2 separate regions of the Homo sapiens genome follow, and region 1 is linked to region 2. The links are chromatin contacts, found by Hi-C or POLR2A ChIA-PET in ENCODE. All regions are on one chromosome and are shown on one strand. The core of a region is the stretch at or near the end of the contact, and the rest is flanking DNA. Distances in the headings are between cores, read along the strand shown. Region 1 overlaps ARHGEF6 (Rac/Cdc42 guanine nucleotide exchange factor 6). Region 2 overlaps ARHGEF6 (Rac/Cdc42 guanine nucleotide exchange factor 6).

Evidence for each region. Hi-C counts contacts between places; a loop is a spot of excess contacts on that map. ChIA-PET counts read pairs that join two places held with the same protein, here RNA polymerase II (POLR2A). Pooled maps may share reads with other maps.
Region 1: a loop to region 2 is called in a map with no recorded cell type, with 5 times the contacts of the local background. The contact joins two enhancer-like sites. A Hi-C loop is called at or near these places in 3 of 37 single-sample maps with no recorded cell type and 6 of 50 pooled maps. POLR2A ChIA-PET finds 5 or more read pairs at or near these places in 2 of 52 experiments (T-cell and activated T-cell).

What each region holds. Positions count from the first base shown.
Region 1 is chrX:136,713,652-136,719,348 of GRCh38, forward strand. The region is part of intron 6 of ARHGEF6 (Rac/Cdc42 guanine nucleotide exchange factor 6); the gene reads right to left. Among named protein-coding and RNA genes, the nearest start is that of ARHGEF6, 64 kb to the right of the region's middle. Within about 2 kb of position 1,445, at least 2 of the 41 ENCODE cell types and tissues checked have a DNase peak (open chromatin) inside an H3K27ac peak, as active enhancers do.
Region 2 is chrX:136,669,209-136,675,005 of GRCh38, forward strand. It overlaps ARHGEF6 (Rac/Cdc42 guanine nucleotide exchange factor 6), which reads right to left. Exons shown (of 22, transcript NM_004840.3): 20 at 2,812-2,911; 21 at 274-328. Among named protein-coding and RNA genes, the nearest start is that of CD40LG, 24 kb to the left of the region's middle. RefSeq lists an enhancer at 4,939-4,998. Within about 2 kb of position 4,548, at least 4 of the 41 ENCODE cell types and tissues checked have a DNase peak (open chromatin) inside an H3K27ac peak, as active enhancers do.

The sequences.
Region 1 (5,697 bases), core at 195-2,694, 41 kb after region 2:
TTATTTCTTGTAGAGACAGGATCTCTCTATGTTGCCCAGGGTGGTCTCAAACTCCTGGTCTGGAGCAATCCTCTTGCTTCAGCCTTCCAAAGTGCTGGGATTACAGATGTGAGACCACATCAAACCCCACAGTACTGTTTAAAATGTTTTCATGTGCTGTAAATGATTTTATCCTCAGGAAGTTCTCAGTTAGTTAACAAAGAATCATTATTCCTCTTTTATGGAGGAGAAAATTGAGGCCAGCTACCTTAGACATAGAGACTTAATGTCAGTATAATTTAAGGATCACTGTGATAACAAACATCACAAGAGATTTTTGTTTAAGTTATGTTTGTGATAAGACCTTTGGGGAACAAAATCTGAGGATACAGTGAATTTTTAAGCAGAGTTAAAACTAGTCTTTTCTTAAAGGCAAAAGGTGCTACCATAAACAATTCAAAGAACAAAGTAGGCTGAAGTGTGAGGAATTTAACAAGAGAAATAAAAATTATCATTATTATTATTAATGTAATTAGAATCCTATAGGCAAAACAACCAATATGGGGGATCACAATTTCTCTTCCCCTACCAGTTCTAGGGTCATGTCACAACCCATTTCCAAGCCTCTTCTAGTGACAGGTAAAACCTTCATTTAATACCTAATGTAAATGACGGGTTGATGGGTGCAGTGGGCCAGCATGGCACATGTATACCTATGGAACGAGCCTGCACATTGTGCACATGTACCCTAGAACTTAAAGTATAATAATAATTTTAAAAACCTTCATTTAAGCTCTTAGGGACAACCCAGTTAACATTCTGGTATATTTTCTTTCATATATTCTAATTCATTCAACAAAATCGACTGAGTGCCTATTCTGCCAACTGCCGTGCTGCCCACAGGGAGTTTATACTGTATTTGCAGAGACATTAAACAGAGAGTTACAAGACAGAGTGAAGTGTCCTTAACTAGGAGAAGTGTATTAGCCTACCAATATGCCAGCCATATACTCACAAGACAATGCATGATGATCTGCTTTTGAAAGGTGGAATGGTCAAAACAAGTGGAGATCCTGGTAACCGTGGGTTCTCTGGGAAACCACTGGAGTGCAGGGTGGTAGTCCTGACTCTGCTGCTGACTGAGAGGTTGCTTCAGTTTAAAACTTTGCTTACATCATCTCAGATTATGATATTGCACCTACCTGGGGGACCATTATGAAGATGTAGTGACACACTGTACAGATAGGTGCTGGGTAAGTGGGAAACAGACCTACCAATTTAAAGGGTTAAAAAAGGGTTTCTCAATAGCAACATTATTAACCTTTCAAACCAGATAAGTCTTTGTTGTGATGGAATGCCCATATCATTGCCATGACATTGCCAAATGTCACCTGAAAGGCAATATTGCCCCCAGTTGAGAATCACTGGCTTAGAAGAACACAGGATGGCTTCAAAAGCTCGGGCTTAAATTGTAACCCCTATACCCAGCCACTCATGTCTACTTTCAGTTCCTCTATTCCTCAGAAACTACCCTCTAAAAGTGTAAATGCAGGGTTCTGGAGGTATTGATGTTCTCGGAAATTAACCCAGTAATGGAATAGAAATATTCCCCTCTATAGAAAGTCCAAGCGCGAGAATGGAAATTAGAAACTACTTTGAGATGAATGAAAATGAAAACACAACATACAAAAACTCATGGGGTGCAGTTAAACAGTGCTTAAAGAAAACTATATACTTATAAATGCCTATTTTAAAAAAGAAAAAAAAGACTTTCATTTTTCAGTCTGACATGTAAGGAGCTTAGAAGTCATTACTCCATCCTAACAGGAAGGAAATAGCTAAACAAACTGAAATAAACCATCGTTTTCTCTTAAATCTGTCAGAAAAGAGAGGTCACAGGGAAAACTGCTACTCCAAAAATTGGAGAAACAGGCAGATAAAGAGAATCACAAATTACCAGAGCAGAAGTCCACAAGCAGAAGCCTCCACAGGAACCAGCACTAGGGCAGAAAAACCTACACTGTAATTGACAAACTTCTGGGGGCTCTGTACAGGCAAGTCTGAGAGTTAGGAACTCCAGGGGCCCAATATTAGGACAGCACACTCACACTTTTGTGAGTTTAAGCTCCAGTTTCTCTCAGTGAAGATTAGAGGAAAATACCCTCATGCTTCAGGCAGAGGGAGGGAAAAAGTTGCCTTTTTGAATATGCCAGAGCACTCTATTCTTCTTAACAAGGTCTGCCCTCAGGAGAAACTATTTTACCAGAGCATAACCTATTTTTTGTTTGTTTGTTTGCTTTGTTTGTTTGTTTCTGTTTTTGTTTTTTGAGACGCAGTTTCGCTTTTGTTGCCCAAGCTGGAGTGCAATGGCACAATCTCGGCTCACTACAACCTCCACCTCCTGGGTTCAAGCCATTCTCCTGCCTCAGCCTCCCTAGTAGCTGGGATTACAGGCATGCGCCATCACGCCCAGCTAATTTTGTATTTTTAGTAGAGATGGGGGTTTCACCATGTTGGTCAAGCTGGTTTCGAGCTCCTGACCTCAGGTGATCCGCCTGCCTTGGCCTCCCAAAGTGCTGGGATTACAGGCGTGAGCCACTGCGCCCGGCCTGAGCATAACCTATTGAATTTTTATCAGATGCTAACTGTTATGGGGGAAGGTCAATAAGCAACTCCAGCCAGCTCTAGCCTTCCACATGGGGGAAGGAAGATAACCCAACTCCAGCCCTTTCTAGCCATCCTGTCCCACCTAAGCGGGAGAACTAGGAAGCACGGGTGAAGTTCACAGTCCAGGGACACAAGCTCATTAAAAACTGAGACCTAATCTGGAAACATAGAATGTTTCCCCTCCTTCTACACCTTACCACCACATTACTAAAGGATTATTTACCACAGTTCCTTTACCCAGTACATCATGTCAGGCTTCCAACAACAATTTACAAGGCATATTAAAAGGCAAAAAATACAGTATGAAGAGACAAAGCAAGCATCAGAACTTAAGTCAGGTAACACAGGAATGTTAGAATTATCAGACCAGTGTTTTTAAGTAACTGTGATTAATATACTAAGGACTCTAACAGAAAAAGTAGACAACGTGCAAGAATAGATGGATATTATAAGCAGAGAAACAGACATTCTAAGAAAGAATCAAAAAGCAATGCTAGAGATTAAAAACACTGTAACAGAAATGAAGAATGCCTGCACATGATGGACTCAATAGTGATCTGGGCATGGCTGAGGAAAGAATCTTTGAGCTTGAGAATATGTCAATAGAAACTGCTACAACCAAAAAGCAAAGAGGAAAAAGACTGGGGGTAAAAATAGAAGAGAATATGAAAGAACTGTGGGACAACTACAAAAGGTGCAACATTCATGTAATGTGGAAATATCAGGAGAGGAAAGAGAAAATAATAGAAGAAATATTTGAAACAATAGTGGTTGAGAATTTACTCAAAATTAGTCAGACACCAAATCACAGATCCAGGAAGCTCAGAGACCAAGTAGGATAAATGCAAAAGAAAATTCTAATCATGTGATATTCAAACTCCAGAAAATCAAAAATAAAGAAAAAAGTATTGAAAGAAGCCATGGGAAACAAACAGTTTATCTATACAGAAGTTCAAATAAAAGTTACATCTGACCTCTCCTCAGAAACAATGCAAGCAAGAGGAGAGTTGAGTGAAATATTTAAAGTGTTGAGAGAAAAACCCACTAACCTTGAGTTCTGTATCTTGTGAAATTATCCTTCAAAAGTGAAAGACATATCAAGACTTTTTCAGACAAACAAAAACTGAGGGAAACTGTCACCATTAGACCTGCCTTGCAAGAAATGTTAAAAGAAGTTCTTCACAGAGAAGAAAAACAATATAGGTCAGAAATCTGAATCTACATGAAGAAGGAAAGAATATTAGAGAAGGGATAAGTAAAGATAAAATAAAAACTTTTTTCTTATTTTTAATTGACCTAATAGATAACAGTTTATTCAAAATAATAATAGCAGCAATGTATTTGATTATGTGTGTGTATATACTAATGTGTATTTATGTGTAAGTAAAATGAGTGACAGCGATCATACAAGGGATGGGAGGTAATAATTAGGAATACTATGTTATTATAAGGTACTTGCACTACCTGCGAATATAGTATGTATCTTTGTATAGTATTATATGAAAGTGAACTGGGACTAGCTATCAAGGCATAGAGCAACCACTAAAAATGTTTTTCTTAAAGAAATATAACTGATAAGTGAAAAAAGAGAAATGGAATCATATAAAATGCTCAATTAAAACAAAAAGCAAAAAAATGTGGAAGACAAAAAGCGAACAACGAAAAGGGCAACAAATAGAAAACAGTAACAAGTATGGTAGGCATTAATCCACCTATATCAATAATCACTTTAAATGTCAGTGGTCTAAATGTACCAATGAAAAGACAGACATTTTCAGAGTGAATCAAAAAATAAGACCCAACCATATGCTGTTAATAAGAAATTCAATTTAAATATAAAGACACTTATAAATTAAAAGTAAAGGGATGAAAAAGGAGATATCATGTTCATACTAATCAAAAGAAAGCTGGAGTGGCTATGTTAATTTTAGACAGAGCAAACATTAGAGCACGAAAAATTATCAGGAATAAAAGAGGCATTACATAATAATAAAGAGGTCAGTTCTCCAACAAGACATAACAGTCCTTAATATGTATGTGCCTAAAAACAGAATCAAACTACATGAGGCACAACTTTTATAATCAAATGAAAACTCTTCCATCAAAATTGCAGTGGAAGCGTTCTCCCTTCAATCAATAATAAAAAAAAATTAACACTCTAGTTCCTTGTCAGTGCAAATGACAATAAATTTGCTTATTTAACCCATTCTCATTCAAAGACCAGGTGAATAAAGTATATTGATAAATCTGAAAGTATATTGATATATCTAACTTCCCAAAGAATGACAATAACAATTATGAAAAACTGTTAAATAATTTATACAAATTTCTTTATGCATAGCTTTTTAGAACTTTTAGTATGATAAATATATTTTGAATCTCTAAGCAGGGCCAATATGATATTGTGTTTTTCAAACATATTTGACAATGGCATTGTGTATTTTTTAGGCATTTTACACACATTGGTACTTGCTAATTGCTATTCCAAGAAATGAACAAAGGAACAAAAGAAATGAACAAAAGAAACATTTTCTTTGGCTGAGTTATATTTTAATATTATGCATTTCAGTGAGAACTGACATTAGAAGTAGCTATATAAAAGGCCATCATAGTTGTAAACTATTGTTGTAAACTATAGTTAAAGACATTGTCCAGTATGTTGACTGGCATTCTTGGAGTAAATTCCTCCTGTGATTTAATACTTGGTAAAAAAAAAAAAAAAAAAAAAGTGAGGCAAAAACTGCTAGAACTTCAAGTAGAAATAGATAAATTTATTGTAGTTGAGACTTCAATACCCCTCTATCAGAAATGGAGAGATCCAACAAGCAGAAAATCAGTAAGGACATACTAGAACTCAATAGTACCATCAAGCAACTGGATAGAGTTGGCATCTATAGACTACTTTATCCAACAACAGCAGATTACATATTCTCCTCAAGCCTACATGAAACATTCCTCAAGACAGACCACATTATGATCCATAAAACCCACCTTAGCAAATTTAAAAGAATAGAAATCATGCAATCTATGATCTCAGACGACAATGTAATC
Region 2 (5,797 bases), core at 3,298-5,797:
TAAAGTCTGTTTATGGATGTCAGAGAACAGGAAAGTTGTAACTAACTTTGGGACTCTATTGTGAACTACTACATAGAAATACAAGCAAGCCTCGGAAATTTAAATTCAAGGCTTACATGATAAAATCAACAAAACCTACCTTGATGACACAAGGAAAACAAAAATCCCCCCTCGCTACCTTGCTCCTAGGCCTTCCCTGAAAGCATGAGCAGCGTGAGGCAAGAAAAAGAGAATGGTTCTATTACCCGAGAAAATGATTTTATATTTTATTACCTGCTTCAGTTCTCTGACCTCGTCCTTCAAGGCGTAAACAGTATCAACAAGGCTCCTAGAAAATAAAGATAAAATTCAGAGACAAATGGCTTGCACTGAGGTACTGTTAAAATACTTAACAATAAAAGCCACTTTATAAAAATACAGATCCTGAAAAACAGTGGACTTTCTAGCTGATTGGGAATGGTACTGCTCTAAATGGTTTCCATCTTCTTGACTTTGATGGAAGAACAACCACCACCACACATGCTTAGCTAAATGCAATGTCATTACACCTTTTCTATACTTCCCTCCTCCTTTTCTACTCACTTCCCAGCTTGGGTGAACAAAACACAAGAGACTAGGGCCCGTCACTAAGTTTTTCTTTTTCTAGCTTTGTTGAGGGATAATTGACAAAGCTGTACAATGTGATGTCTTGATATATGTATACATTGTGAAGTGGTTACCATAATCAAGCTAATTAACATATCCATCTCCTCACATAGTTACCTTTTGTATGTGTGTGGTGGAAATCTACACTCTTAGCAAACTTCAAGTATACTCCATTGTAAACTATGCAGTCTTCCCTCCCTCGGTATCCATGGGGTATTGGTTCAAGGACCCCCATGGATACCAAAATCCACAGATGCTCAAGTCCTTAACATAAAATGGCATAGTATTTGCATATAACCAATGCACATCTTCCCATACACTTTAAATCATATCTAGATTACTTATCATACCTAATACAATGTAAATGCTATGCAAATATTTGTTATACCATATTTCTTAGGAAAAAACAATATGGTATAACAGTGCATACATATATCAAGACATCACATTGTACACCTTTGTCAATTATCCCTCAACAAAGGCGGAAAAAGAAAAACTTTACTAGGTATGAAAAAAATCTGTACATGTTCAATACAGATGCAACCATCCATTTTTTTCTGAATATCTTTTTGATCTGGGGTTGGTTGAATCCACAGATGCAGAGCCCACGCATGCAGAGGGCCAACTGTAGTCAACATGCTGTACATTAGTTCTCCAGAACTTATTCATCCTGCATACCTGAGATTTGGTACCCTTTGACCAACATCTCCCCATTTCCCCTTTCCCCTCAGTCCCTAGAAACTACCATTCTGCTCTCTGTTTTTAGGAGTTCGACGTTTTCAATTCCCGTCATAAGGTTTTGATTTCTCTAGCTTTGGGGCAGGAATGAACATCACCTATCATATAATGAGAGGTATCACAAGATTGCCTAGTCTACAGTATCTGTGCTATGACATTGCCCTTCCCAGTTCTCTGACTGCACATGACACAAAGTCAGAGGCATTCTTTCTGGAATATCTCAACCATACAGTACCCAAAAAAGTAATTTTTTGGTAATTACTGGGTTGCAGAACAGCCTTTTCCTCTCTGGGTCTCTCCCTGGACAAAGATTTTGGAGATCTAAGTTTTGGTTCTGATCCTGCCACTTACTAGTCCTCTGTTCTCTGGGAACCAGTTTCCTTCTCATCCTCTCTTGGTCTTAGTTTCTTTACATGTAAAATGGGGATAATAGCACATTTTCTGAAAACCTCACAAAGTTGTAAAAATGAATATCGTTATAATAAGAATTAACTAACATTATTTATTGAGCTAGCCTTTATACTTATTTCACTTAACCTCACAACAACTCTGAAAGCATTACCGTCATCCTTATTTTACAGATGAGGAAACTGAGGCACAGAGAGGTGAAGCAACTTGCCCCAGGTCACACAGCTAATGAGTAGCAGAAGTGGGAGTTGAACCACACTGTTTTTTGCTTGAGCCCAAGTACTTAACCATTTTGCTGTATCACTTCACACATCAGATGTAAAATGCATTGACAATGCCAAGCACCTTGAAATATGCTGTCCTATGCAAATTTAGGCCTGACTTCAGAAATGACTCAAGTTTAGACAAATGAATTATTTGGCTACTTTGTGTTAATTTTATGAGCCAGAAGGTACTTAACCTGATTTTCCCCCATTAGGTCACCCACACTACTGTGTAAAGGTAAGTCAGAGACATAATTTCCCTGAACTTCCTGTACCTCAGTTTCTTTATCTGTGAAAGTGGTGAGAGTAATGTTTATCTAACCGGATTGCTGTAGGATTTTAAATGATGTCAAAAATGTGAAAGCACAGCTTCTGACTCAAAACATGTGAGTGGCATCTCTCCGGGCAAGGAAATTGGTTCTGTGGCTGGAATTCCCAGCCACTTCCTAAACCCATCCAGGGCATTGATATTCCCATGTGCTCAGAAGCAGCTTACTGGATGGGGAGCTGGCTGCAGGGGCAGCTGCCAGCTGGAGCTGCCTTGGAGGGCTCTGTCACCGCTGCTTTTCCTTCCTCTTTCCATTTGTTAGTGGGCAGCCCTCTAAAGTCTCCCAAATGCATGCACAGCAAAGCAGGCCGCATTCCCAGGTAAGGAGGAGTTGTCCCTCATCATAGACTCTCCAGGAGCTCCCCGTCCTACCAGACCTTCTTGCCAGCCCCAAGAGAAACTAGGCAAGGTTTTGCCTGCTCTACTCACTTTTCTTCCATGATGGTCTGGCCGTTGCTTCTGGTTTCTTCAATGATGAGTTTCTCTTCCTCAGGGAGTAGGACTTGTGGAATGGAATCTTTTCGAGTACCTACAAACAAGGGTTGCAAGATGGGGGAGGAGGGAGAGTTACTAGTGAAGAGTAGAAATAGTGGGTGTTAGTTCTTTTCCACTATTGTTACAGAAGGGTCTTTGTTCATAGCATGTTGCTACATTACACCCAGAGGACAGTCACCCATCATTTGCTGACTAAATTTTCCTGACATGAGAAATTCTAAATGGCCAAATACACTGATTCAATCTTCCCGAGGTGGGAAGCATTTTGTATTCAGAAAAATAATGCAAAAGAGCCCCTGTAATACCTGTCCACAACCAAGACCTCCATTCTTTCCTGTTTTGCCTCCTCCAGAGCAAAGAGCTGACCAGTGATCACTCTTCCCTGCAAATCTCCAAGGAAGGACACACTACATCCTATGCTACAGTGTTTTGTCATTGTAGTAAAAGGTTGACAGTAGCACTGCACTGAAACACAATGTGCTTAAAGGGCCTCAGAAGCATCATCACCCCCATTTGTTCTCTTTACAGTCTTATAGGGTAAGGTAGGTATGTCTCCTAAGACCATTTTCATCAAGGGTGGAGTGAGGTTTGGAGATTATCACATCATCAGCAAAGATGTAGGTGTCCTCTGCCCAGAATGTCTCCAGGCTCTGGGACAGAAGAGGTGACAGAACAGGCATGGGGGCCCAACCAAACAGCTCTCCTGCACCTCCCTCACTCTGGATCCTCCCTCTCAGAGCTCAAGTGCTTAATCTTGGGTCTCCCTGAGCCACTGGCTTCCTCTCTTCTAGGCCAAGTTCCTTCAGAGGTGTGCACACTCACTGCCTTCACTTGACCACCTCCCCTTTCTTGAGGTAAGATGTGTCTCTGCCTTCTCCAGGGCCTAGCACTTTGTAGGTGCTTAATACAGGTGGCCCCCCATATCCACATGTTTCACATCTGTGGATTCAACCAACCGTGCATTGAAAATGTTCAGAAAAAACAAAAAACAATACAAATTTAAAACCCAATGCAGTATAACAACTATTTACACAGCATTTACATTTATGAGGTATGATAAGCAATCTAGAGATGATTTAAAGTATATGGGAAGATATATGGAGGTGATAAGCAAATGCTCCACCATTTTACATCAGGGACTTGAGCATCGTCAGATTTTGTTATCTCTGGGGGTCCTGGAGCCAATCCCCTGCAGATACCAAGGGACGAATATAAGTGGAAAGCAAACTGACTGAATGACTGGCTGAATGCAGTAAGAGCCGAGGGCAGTCAGTTCTAGAGAAACAGGGCTTCTGGTTAGAGAGGGATAGAGGATAGAAGGTCACCACGATGCTAAATGATCTGCTGTGTGACAAGCACAGTGCCAGACATCTTCCACATGTAAAAGGTTGGGTAGGGAGCAAGGGTGAAGACGTGTCTTTTTAAGCCAGAATATCTGGCTGCACTTCCCAGCTGCAGACCCATCCACTCTGTCAAATATAAAAATAGGTGGTGCGGGAGGAGATGAGGTCAGATTTTGTAGAAGGGATGCTTCTGGTATCTCTTTGTCCCCCTCTCTTCTCTAGTTCTCAAAACTAAAGCTGCCCTCACTTTCCTCTCCTGGCTCCTTGAAACATGTTATCAGAGCTATGCATGCCCAAAGCCACAGCCAGGTTTTCTCTGTGAAGCAGAGTGCGACAGTCCTCTCTTCATGGCCAAATGCGTCAACTTTCACATTGAATCATTGAATGCTTTCTTTCTCTCTCTCTTTCTCTCTCTCTCTCTCCCCCCACCTCTCGTTCTCTTGTATTTATTTATTTTTGATGGTGTCTCACTCTGTCACCCAGGCTGGAGTGCAGTGGTGCAATCTTGGCTCACTGCAACCTCCACCTCCCGGGTTCAAGAGATTCTCCTGCCTCAGCCTCCCAAGTAGCTGGGACTACAGGTGTGCGCCATCACACCCGGCTAACTTTTGTGTTTTTAGTAGAGACAGGGTTTTCCCATATTGCCCAGGCTGGTCTTGAACTCCTGGCCTCAAGGGATCTGCCTGCTTTGGCCTCCCAAAGTGCTGGATTACAGGCGTGAGCCATCATGCCCAGTAGAATGCTTCTTTTATGTCAGCCTTAGAGATGCATTACTTTGAAAGAATATGTCAAGGCACCTAAGAAATCCCCTCCCACATTCAAATGATTGGTCACTGGATGTCCAAAATGGAGTACTATGGAGTATTCATTTCTTATGCAGGTGCAAAAACTTCACAAAAGGTATTCTGAATGTCTATAATAATGGGAGACAAAAGACATAATCGAAGTGACCTGTCTTTTTAAAAGCATAAAGATGAATCAGAAAATATTATCTTGCTTTCAGTTTGTAACCTGAAAGTTGTTTGGGGAAATACCCTAACCTAATAACTCCCTGATCAACTTTATACATTTTGGACAACCTCTGCTAAGCAGCTACCTTTCCAGATTTTCAGAGCAACTTTGAAACTTGAGTTTGGTGAAGCATTGTTCGTTTAAATATGCAGCTGATCAAAGATAGTATTTTGACTTCCTTTCCAAATCTGCCTATAAGAAGAGATTAGCATCAGTTCACAGACACAGGAACTCTCTAGGCCCTTTAATTCCTAACTAGTGTTGGTGAAGGTATCTGTGTACTTCAAAGGAGAACAACTTTAAAAAAAAATTTTCACTTCTATCACCTCCAACTCTTTTACTCTTGCATCTCTCTTTCTGGGTGAAAAACAACAGTGGGTAAACAAACCGCTTGGTAGCTAAAACCACCTTATCTGAAAGATGCAGTCCTGCACCACTCCTCTGCACCAAGTCACCTGCTTTCCACACCCTGCAACCCATCCGGGTTGCTTTTCTCTTTTTCTAAAAGACACTAAACAGTAAGGAAGAAACGTCACTCACTAGAGAAAGTAGTTTGGGGGAACCTA